Linked DNA regions of Homo sapiens: region 2 is linked to region 1. Evidence: read pairs that join two places in POLR2A ChIA-PET (ENCODE). Cell type or tissue: A673. All regions are shown on one strand. Links, peaks and the distances in the headings refer to the core of each region. The heading gives the core; the rest is flanking DNA.

What was found. ChIA-PET counts read pairs that join two places held together with the same protein. Peaks named below come from ENCODE experiments on the same cell type or tissue, not always from the same donor. Only the 100,000 strongest peaks of a DNase experiment are listed, where the experiment ranks them.
Region 2: POLR2A ChIA-PET joins it to region 1 with 9 read pairs; 2 of 35 experiments call an interaction of 5 or more read pairs at or near these places.

What each region holds. Positions count from the first base shown.
Region 1 is chr5:88,715,808-88,721,504 of GRCh38, reverse strand. It overlaps MEF2C (myocyte enhancer factor 2C), which reads left to right. Exons shown (of 11, transcript NM_002397.5): 11 at 1-4,388. The region is part of intron 3 of MEF2C-AS2 (MEF2C antisense RNA 2); the gene reads right to left. Among named protein-coding and RNA genes, the nearest start is that of GSCAR, 22 kb to the right of the region's middle. In A673, for the core only: no CTCF peak of the experiment used is centred there; a DNase peak (open chromatin) is centred at 2,584.
Region 2 is chr5:88,861,704-88,867,400 of GRCh38, reverse strand. All of the region lies in intron 1 of MEF2C (myocyte enhancer factor 2C), which reads left to right. Among named protein-coding and RNA genes, the nearest start is that of MEF2C, 19 kb to the left of the region's middle. In A673, for the core only: no CTCF peak of the experiment used is centred there; no DNase peak of the experiment used is centred there.

The DNA of each region.
Region 1 (5,697 bases), core at 761-4,760:
TTTCTTTCTGTTTTCTTTTACTCTGCTTACATTTTATAAGTTTAAGGTCAGCTGTCAAAAGGATAACCTGTGGGGTTAGAACATATCACATTGCAACACCCTAAATTGTTTTTAATACATTAGCAATCTATTGGGTCAACTGACATCCATTGTATATACTAGTTTCTTTCATGCTATTTTTATTTTGTTTTTTGCATTTTTATCAAATGCAGGGCCCCTTTCTGATCTCACCATTTCACCATGCATCTTGGAATTCAGTAAGTGCATATCCTAACTTGCCCATATTCTAAATCATCTGGTTGGTTTTCAGCCTAGAATTTGATACGCTTTTTAGAAATATGCCCAGAATAGAAAAGCTATGTTGGGGCACATGTCCTGCAAATATGGCCCTAGAAACAAGTGATATGGAATTTACTTGGTGAATAAGTTATAAATTCCCACAGAAGAAAAATGTGAAAGACTGGGTGCTAGACAAGAAGGAAGCAGGTAAAGGGATAGTTGCTTTGTCATCCGTTTTTAATTATTTTAACTGACCCTTGACAATCTTGTCAGCAATATAGGACTGTTGAACAATCCCGGTGTGTCAGGACCCCCAAATGTCACTTCTGCATAAAGCATGTATGTCATCTATTTTTTCTTCAATAAAGAGATTTAATAGCCATTTCAAGAAATCCCATAAAGAACCTCTCTATGTCCCTTTTTTTAATTTAAAAAAAATGACTCTTGTCTAATATTCGTCTATAAGGGATTAATTTTCAGACCCTTTAATAAGTGAGTGCCATAAGAAAGTCAATATATATTGTTTAAAAGATATTTCAGTCTAGGAAAGATTTTCCTTCTCTTGGAATGTGAAGATCTGTCGATTCATCTCCAATCATATGCATTGACATACACAGCAAAGAAGATATAGGCAGTAATATCAACACTGCTATATCATGTGTAGGACATTTCTTATCCATTTTTTCTCTTTTACTTGCATAGTTGCTATGTGTTTCTCATTGTAAAAGGCTGCCGCTGGGTGGCAGAAGCCAAGAGACCTTATTAACTAGGCTATATTTTTCTTAACTTGATCTGAAATCCACAATTAGACCACAATGCACCTTTGGTTGTATCCATAAAGGATGCTAGCCTGCCTTGTACTAATGTTTTATATATTAAAAAAAAAAAATCTATCAACCATTTCATATATATCCCACTACTCAAGGTATCCATGGAACATGAAAGAATAACATTTATGCAGAGGAAAAACAAAAACATCCCTGAAAATATACACACTCATACACACACACGCACAGGGGAATAAAATAAGAAAATCATTTTCCTCACCATAGACTTGATCCCATCCTTACAACCCATCCTTCTAACTTGATGTGTATAAAATATGCAAACATTTCACAAATGTTCTTTGTCATTTCAAAATACTTTAGTATATCAATATCAGTAGATACCAGTGGGTGGGAAAGGGTCATTACATGAAAATATGAAGAAATAGCCATATTAGTTTTTTAACCTGCAATTTGCCTCAGCAACAAAGAAAAAGTGAATTTTTAATGCTGAAGATAAAGTAAGCTAAAGTACCAGCAGAAGCCTTGGCTATTTATAGCAGTTCTGACAATAGTTTTATAAGAACATGAAGAGAACAGAATCACTTGAAAATGGATGCCAGTCATCTCTTGTTCCCACTACTGAATTCTTATAAAGTGGTGGCAAGATAGGGAAGGGATAATCTGAGAATTTTTAAAAGATGATTTAATGAGAAGAAGCACAATTTTGATTTTGATGAGTCACTTTCTGTAAACAATCTTGGTCTATCTTTACCCTTATACCTTATCTGTAATTTACCATTTATTGTATTTGCAAAGCTAGTATGGTTTTTAATCACAGTAAATCCTTTGTATTCCAGACTTTAGGGCAGAGCCCTGAGGGAGTATTATTTTACATAACCCGTCCTAGAGTAACATTTTAGGCAACATTCTTCATTGCAAGTAAAAGATCCATAAGTGGCATTTTACACGGCTGCGAGTATTGTTATATCTAATCCTATTTTAAAAGATTTTTGGTAATATGAAGCTTGAATACTGGTAACAGTGATGCAATATACGCAAGCTGCACAACCTGTATATTGTATGCATTGCTGCGTGGAGGCTGTTTATTTCAACCTTTTTAAAAATTGTGTTTTTTAGTAAAATGGCTTATTTTTTCCCAAAGGTGGAATTTAGCATTTTGTAATGATGAATATAAAAATACCTGTCATCCCCAGATCATTTAAAAGTTAACTAAAGTGAGAATGAAAAAACAAAATTCCAAGACACTTTTTAAAAGAATGTCTGCCCTCACACACTTTTATGGATTTGTTTTTCTTACATACCCATCTTTTAACTTAGAGATAGCATTTTTTGCCCTCTTTATTTTGTTGTTTGTTTCTCCAGAGAGTAAACGCTTTGTAGTTCTTTCTTTAAAAAACATTTTTTTTAAAGAAGAAGAAGCCACTTGAACCCTCAATAAAGGCTGTTGCCTAAGCATGGCATACTTCATCTGTTCTCATTTGTGCCATCTGCCGTGATGTCGTCACTTTTATGGCGTTAATTTCCTGCCACTACAGATCTTTTGAAGATTGCTGGAATACTGGTGTCTGTTAGAATGCTTCAGACTACAGATGTAATTAAAGGCTTTTCTTAATATGTTTTAACCAAAGATGTGGAGCAATCCAAGCCACATATCTTCTACATCAAATTTTTCCATTTTGGTTATTTTCATAATCTGGTATTGCATTTTGCCTTCCCTGTTCATACCTCAAATTGATTCATACCTCAGTTTAATTCAGAGAGGTCAGTTAAGTGACGGATTCTGTTGTGGTTTGAATGCAGTACCAGTGTTCTCTTCGAGCAAAGTAGACCTGGGTCACTGTAGGCATAGGACTTGGATTGCTTCAGATGGTTTGCTGTATCATTTTTCTTCTTTTTCTTTTCCTGGGGACTTGTTTCCATTAAATGAGAGTAATTAAAATCGCTTGTAAATGAGGGCATACAAGCATTTGCAACAAATATTCAAATAGAGGCTCACAGCGGCATAAGCTGGACTTTGTCGCCACTAGATGACAAGATGTTATAACTAAGTTAAACCACATCTGTGTATCTCAAGGGACTTAATTCAGCTGTCTGTAGTGAATAAAAGTGGGAAATTTTCAAAAGTTTCTCCTGCTGGAAATAAGGTATAATTTGTATTTTGCAGACAATTCAGTAAAGTTACTGGCTTTCTTAGTGATGCAGTGTCCGTGGTGCATTTTTTTAAATTAATGTTTTGCTGTTTAAATTTATTCAATTTTATTGTGTTTTTTAAAAAGCAGCTTATGCCACAAGCACAAATGAGCTTTCTCAGTTTTCAACTCAAAATATTATATGAAAAGATGGATATGTGTGTCTGTGTGGGAGGGGTGTGAATTGGATGACGGTTCTTAGGGTATTACAGAATTCAGCCAGTGGTGGAAGTCTAAGGTTCTTATTGAATGGTTCAACTTCTTTATCAAAGAAGTTCCATGAAGATCTTTGATAACCTGTTTAAATGTACAGAATTTTTCAAAAGCCACTGTGAAAAGCAGTACCATAAGTTATTTTTTAACTAAAATCTGTAGAAAGTGTTTCCAAAAGAGTTCCTTTTTTCTTCTTCGAAGTAATTTCTAAAAGTTGAAAACATAGGCTTATAAATCTGAATAAATTAGTGAATTCATACATTTTAGAGACTATCAAATATATCCATTATTAACATTCAATAATAATCTCTAAAGGGGAATGTCCTTAAAAAGATTGATAGAAAGATTAATTTAAAAACTGAAAAGGAAAACAAGACACCACCAGTTAGCCAGCTGGAGAACTTGGACTTTTGCATTAGTAGTGATATCTGCTCCAAAAAGAATGCAGTTCGAGGAAATGTTGCATGTGGCTTCAAAATAGCAGTGCTTTCTGCTTTGTTCTCTTGTATTCATTTTCAGCAAACATGTATTAAGCAATTATTATATGTAACTCATGTGGTGATTCCAGGATGAATGAAGTTGTAGCCCTTTCTCTTAGGAAACTTATAAACTAATAGGAGATAAAAGGCATTCTCAGGGAAGTCTACAAAGTGCTATGAGGGAGCCACTTTGGCCATCCTGGGGCAGAGCAGACCAGAGGCTCAGAGCATGGACACTTCCTCATCCACCCAGCAGAAGCCTTTCACTTGATTTTGAAGGTGGGCAGGATTGAGAAAGGCCCAGAAGGGGATGAGTTCAAAGCTGTTTGTGGGCATGTGACCCCTGCAGTCACATATGGCCCTAGCTTGTGTTTCGTTTAGTGTTCTGCTATCATTATCCTGATAATATCCTGATAATAAAATTATCCTTAATAATTTTATATTTGAGTTTGAATGTTGTAAGCAAAGTCCTGTAGGACAATAGAGCATGTGCCTGAACAGAAGAGATACACAGGAAAAAGTGAACTGTTTTATATTTTAGTACCTTTAACAGAGAGAACCTTTTATTTCACTTTTTCAACAAGGACTTCCACATTTTCATTCTGCACTGGGCCCTGGAATCATGACACCATCCCTGGATGTGGGCATTTCACAGGGAAGAAATAGTAGATACAAAGGTACAGAGATGGGAAAGCAAGAGACAAACTTACAGGAATTGTGGGCCTTTCTATTTACGTAAAGTGTAGCCGTGTGTAGGGGAGCAGTGAGACAAGACTGGAAGAGTTAGTTTGCCTCTGATTATATAATCGCAAATTTAAAAGAGTTAGGTTTAAGCAAGTAATTGAAAGATTTAGGAGAGAGAAAATTGTCAGAATTCAGTAAATGGTTAGATTAATGGTAGGAGTGGTGATAGATAAGGAATTGTTAAAGTTTACAGTTTTAGGCTTAAATGATTAGGATCCTAGTAATGTCCAAACTGGAAATTGAGAGGTCACTGCTTTGTGAGGAAGGTAGTCACTTCAGTTTTCAGTATGTTGAGTTAGAATATGAGAAAGTTGTAAATAAGGACTTAAACTCAGGATTCAGTTAATGCTGGCCTGATTTGGATGTGTGGGTGTTTTTTTTTTCTTTCAATTATGTTTGAAAGTCTGGATTAAATAGAGATACTGAATTTGGCAAGGGAACCCTATTCAGAACAGAGCATCTGAATTTTCATCTTGTGATTTGAGAAAACCCTTTTTCCATTTTGTTTGCATATTTCTATGGCATCTTTCCTATGTGTTATCCTTGCAGACTGACTTCTAAACAAGATCCAGTGATGAAGGAGTAAAGCCAAGTTCACTTCCCTACTGTGCATATCCCTTGGATTCCAACTGTCCGAATTGCCTGAAAGCAAATATCTCCATCACCAGAAATGAGGCTGCTCTTTAACCTCTCCTGTCCTAAGCATGGCCTCCTTCCTGGGAACTTTTGTTAAGAGTTAGAATTAGGAAAACATGGGAAAATGGTCATTGTTTCTGGCCTTAAAGTAGTTTCTGATCTTATCAATAACCTTGGCTGCCAAATCATCAGCTTCATCTCTTACTCAGTCTGGATTGCTTCAGACTGGAGGAAGAACTTCCAGCCCTCATATACCCATGTTTAGTAGCCAACTTCTAGAAAGGATGCTCACCCTTTGAATCTGGCAACTCAGTACAAGGACCAGACTGAAATGGGAGGAAACATGAATTACTAGTGGGACAATTCTGC
Region 2 (5,697 bases), core at 564-4,563, 150 kb before region 1:
ATGGCAGACCTAGAATCTCAACCCCAGATAGTCTCAAGTCCACTCTCTTCTTATTAAGCCAAAATCTCACATACATGATCTTATCTGTTAGATAAGAAGAAGGAAAGAGTCAATTATTGAGTCTTAATTTTGCCTGGCATCTTAGGGAAAAATATTTAGTAACCTTGGAATGACAATATAACTAAGTTTGTGTAAACATGTTTGTATTGTTTTTAAAAAGAAGTGTATTAATTCTTGGCCTGTGATATATACTTCCACATTGTTGATGTGAAGTGAGAAAAACATATATTATCAACTGCTTGATAAATCTTTTCACAAGCAATGTCTTACTATTTGCGAAAATATATTTTTCCAGCTACGATATTAGCGTTAATTGAAATGGGAAAATCTCGTTTTATGTCATCACTGTCTAGTGACCACTTTGCTATTCATTTCTTGAGCTGTTTTAATTTTTAACCTTCATTTGCAAGAATCATAGTAATTTATATGGTTTTAATTCAAAAATGTGAGATGTATAACAGAGCCTATAAATGAATATTAAATGGATTTCAGGAGTTATTCAGTAAATTTAATTAGTGCAGATGGATATTCTAGAGAATTCAACTTCAAGAACACCTTTAAACTTTTTCTTTGTAGTTAAAAAAGGAAAACAACAAAACTTTAAAACCAAAGTTAGATGTGAAATAACTACTGATGAGTTAGAACAAGGTCATATTATATTTGAAAATAAGAAATATTATATCAAGTTTATTCATCAAGTGCATAGCTTTTAGCTTTTAACTGAATTTTTCTGGGTTCAGTAAAAGACCTTTTGAAAAAGGAAAAGGATCATTTTTAGAATTTTTACCATGAGAAACAATATGAACTTTCTTTATTCTAATAAACAGTTTCCTTGTTTTTTCATAAAAGTATTGCCGTACTGCTGACTAGAAGTGAGGACAGAGAGGCTGGCCAGAGGTCAAATGGGACTCAGATATTTCTGAATTACCAGATATACAAGCTTTGGACTTCAAAATTAATAGCTACCATATCTTTAATGTCATGGATTCCTTGCCAAATTTCCACAGTTCATATTAGTAACTACATTTGCTTCCGCTTTGTTTCACTGTTGAAGAGAATGAAATGCTTGTTTGGATTACCATGCAAGCATGCAAATAATCTATGCTCTCTGTATTTAAAAATTCGTCTATTTGAAATGTGACTTGGGCCGGGCGCGGTGGCTCACTCCTGTAATCCCAGCACTTTGGGAGGCCAAGGCCGGCGGATCACGAGGTTAGGAGATTGAGACCATTCTGGCTAACACGGTGAAACCCCGTCTCTACTAAAAAATACAAAAAATTAGCCGGGCGTGGTTGCGGGCGCCTGTAGCCCCAGCTACTCGGGAGGCTGAGGCAGGAGAATGGCGTGAACCCAGGAGGCGGAGCTTGCAGTGAGCCGAGATAGAGTCACTGCACTCCAGCCTGGGCTACAGACCAAGACTCCATCTCAAAAGAAAAAAAAAAAAAAGAAAAGAAATGTGACTTAAAGATTTGGGGATTCAATGTGTTATTTGGAATTAATTGATTTCAGTGATAAACAGCCTTCCTGTCACTTACGATGCCCACTGGCGGGGAAGTTTTGTGTGCTTTATGCAATATTAAGTCCCATTGGTAACACTCAGTGTTCATTCTTCTCTTTCCAGCAAAACCACTGAGGCCAGTTATATCTACTTCCTAATGTGATTTTGACTAAAGTTGTTTGAATTCTGTCTCTTTGGAATCTTCTAACTGTAAAGCACGCTCTAAGACTCCATAAAACACCATATTTATATTAATATCCATTTGAGTTGTAAATATGCAGGAAATAATTATTCACTGTAAAGGCCTGGATTACCCTAAGACTGAGGAGGAAGTTATAGCTGTTGGCTAATTCTATAAAAGATAATTGCATAAACTTATTAGTAATATTCCTTGAAGAAGATTGCGATGTAGCTAATACTGCACTTCAAAAGCCTTTTTAAAAAATTTAATCATCCAAAGACTAAAATCAACTAAGTTTCTCACAAGCAGAATTCGTTAGAAAACTATGGGCTGTAACTGATCTTTGGTATATGCCAAGTGACAAGGTCATAGGTATAAAACATTGGATTTCCTTTGAACAGTTAGCTTAGATAAGTGGTTCTGAATCCTTGGCTGTAAGGAGAATTATTTTAAAATACTGATGTTAGGTGGGCACAGTGGCTCTTGCCTGTAATCCTAACTACTCGGGACACTGAGGCTACAGAATCACTTGAGGTCAGGAGTTTGAGACCAGCCTGGGCAACATAGTGAGATCCAGTCTCCAAATTTTTTTTTTTAAATGGCCAGGCATGGTGGCTCATGCCTGTAACCCCAGCACTTTCGGAGGCAGGTGGATCATCTGAGGTCAGGAGTTCGAGGCCAGCCTGGCCAACCTGGAGAAACCCCGTCTGTACTAAAAATACAAAAATTTGCTGTGTGTGCTGCTGGGCACCTGTAATCCCAACTACTCAGGAGGCTGAGGCAGAATCGCTTGAACCCGGGAGGCGGAGGTTGCGGTGAGTGAGCCGAGATTGCGCCATTGCACTCCGGCCTAGGCGACAGAGCGAAACTCCATCTCAAAAAAAAAAAAAAAAATTTGAAAAAACAAGCGTGATGGTGTGGCATATGCCTGTTGTCCTAACTACTTGGGAAACTGAGGCTGGAGGATCTCTTGAGCCAGGACTTCAAGGCTGTGCTGAGCTATAGTAGTGCCACTGCACTCCAATCTGGTGACAGAGTAAGGCCTGGTCTCTAAATATATAAATATACATATATATAATTTGTGTATTTATGTATATTTATAATATGCATATTTATATTTATGTGTATTTATAAATATGTAAATACACATATTACAAATATACAAATATATACACACATACACCAATGCCCAAGTTCCACTCCCAGATTCAGATTAAATTGGCCTGCCATCCAGGTATTGCAGTTTCTCCGAGCTGCCTGGGAGCTCTTAATGTAAAGCTTGGGTTGAGAACCACTAGTTAAAAGAAGATAAATGTGAATTTTTATTTTTAAATAACATATAATAACTGTATATATTGATAGGGTACATGTGATATTTCCACACATGTATACATTATAGCATGATCAAATAAGGCTAATTAACATAACTATCACCTCAAATATTTATCATTTCTTTGTGTGGAGAACATTGAATACACAGTGAAATACCATTCAGCCTTAAAAAAAAAAACAAAAAAAAAAACAGAAAACATGGCTGGGCATGGTGGCTCAGGCCTGTAATCCCATAATCCCAGCACTTCGGGAGGCCAAGGCTGGAAGATCACCTGAGGTCAGGAGTTTGAAACCAGCCTGGCCAACATGGTGAAACCTCGTCTCTACTAAAAATACAAAATAGAGCCAAGCGTGGTGGCACATCCCTGTAATCCCTGCCACTCAGGAGGCTGAGGCAGGAGAATCACTTGAACCTGGGAGGCAGAGGTTGCAGTGAGCCGAGATGGTGCTATTGCACTCCAACCTGAGAGACAGAGCGAGGCTCTCTCTCAAAAAAAAAAAAAAAGAAAAAGAAATTCTGTCATTTGCAACATGAATGAACCTAAAAGACATTACGTTAAGTGAAATAAGTCAGGCACAGAGAGACAAATACTGTGTGATCTCATTTGTACGTGTAGTGTTAAAAGCTGAATTTACAGAAGTAGAGAGTAGAAAGGCAGTTTCCAGAAATGGAGGCGGGAGTGGATGGGGAAAGGGGAGACAAGACATAGGTCAACAGGTACAAAATTTCTGTGAGACAGGAGGAGGAATAAGTTCTGGTATTCTGTTGCACAGTGTGTTGACTATAGTTAATAATAATGTATTGTATATTTCAAAATAGTGAATCTTGAACTTGGGCATACAAATCCATGCATTCTTACAGTTTCAGAAACAAATAAACCTATAAATTGAAAACTACCTTTGGCTCTGCCAATAAAATGTCTACTGCTATTGCCCAACACTTCTTGGACGTCAACTGTATAAATTTATTAACACATCAGTCAACTTTTCACTAAGTGTTTCATGGGAGTGTTTCATTAGGGATACAAAAGTGAGAGATGGAAACTCTGTTGTTGAGGAATTCAGTCTGATGAGGGAGTTGAATATGCAAAGTGCAATTATAAATGTAATGTGATAAACACTATACTGCAGGCATGTTGAAAATGAGGTAAACGCTTAATTGATAGAATGTTCAGCTCTTTTGGGAGATGACTGGTTAGGTCAATCTTCAGTCAAGGATGCCTAAGGTGAGTCTTAAATGATGAGTCAAATCCTGGCAGTACTCCAGAAAAAAGTTTTGGGGGCTAGTCTGCCCTCTGGAAGCATAGCAGACTTTCATATGTTTTTCGTATGGCCTGCCATATTCTCAACTTTGCTTTCTCATTTAGAAAAGCTGTGCAGGCCTTGCCCAGAACTTCAGATTCTGTGGAAATTGGGGGCACCTAATGAAGCCGTGAAGATGGTATCAGAAGTAGGAAGTGCCAACCTAATCTTCTTTCCATTCTCTGGTATGCCATAGAAACCTCACTGTGGCAGATCTCAAGGTAACTGGGAGGACATACTCCTCCTCAGCGCCCACTCCTGCCCTATTTCCTAGACACAGCTGAAAGGAAGGATGGCCTGATCCGGGTCCTCCCCTGCAACCCACTGTTTTGACAAGGGATATGGGACAAGTTATGAATAAGAGAAAAGGGCCAAACAGGGAGCTACCCAAGAATACTTTATATAGAGGAGATTCAACTTACATCTCTTACAAAGTAATTTTTAAAAAACTTTAAAGGTTATTTCTCGGGTTTTTTTTTTCCTTCTTGTTCTAAAAGAATAAAACTAAAGAAAGACAAGTACTTCAGGGATGTCATACCAGTAGGAAAACATCTTGTATATTTTAAAAGAACTTCGGGTACTCTAATAGAAGGGGATAAATCTGTAAACATAGCAAACCATGATCTTATAAGACACGTAGAATACGAGAAACTAAGCTTGTCCCTCCTATGTTGCCAAACAAACATACACATGTATCTCTGTGTGTGTGTGTGTTTGTGTGTATGACAGAAGTCAGAAAAGGCAAGACATGACAGGAAAATAAAAATACTAGTTCCACAAATTCTATAGAAAAAGATTGTTTTATTATTTCGTAGGAAGCCTTACCATAAAATGAACCACATAAAGTTTTATGTAAAGAGCAGGGATTAGATAATGATCTCAGTTATATAATGGAACAAAATTCCAAGTCTGTAAACCTTTTGGTCGCAGCTGCTAGATAACGTTACCTTCACAAACCAGGTACTTAATGAAAAAAGACCTGTTTCATGTGGAGGGAGGTGGAAGAACTGGGTTGCACTGCTTACTAATACCATTTCCCAGTGACTGAGGTAGAGAAATAAATTAGTTGTGAAAGACTGAGAACTTTGGTCTAATGGATTGACTTTTTTGGAAGTCACAAAATGTAGTGAATTTGATCTCAAATAGATAATACATTAACATCATACATGCAATTAGAAAATTATCACCTTGAGTAAATTAAGTATACAGCATTGAATTTAATTAGCATACTATTAGAGATTTGCAAGTCAGTAAATATCACAAGGTGAAATTTATATTTTTAAATACAACTGAAAACCCTCCAAAGAGTCAATATGATCCAGAT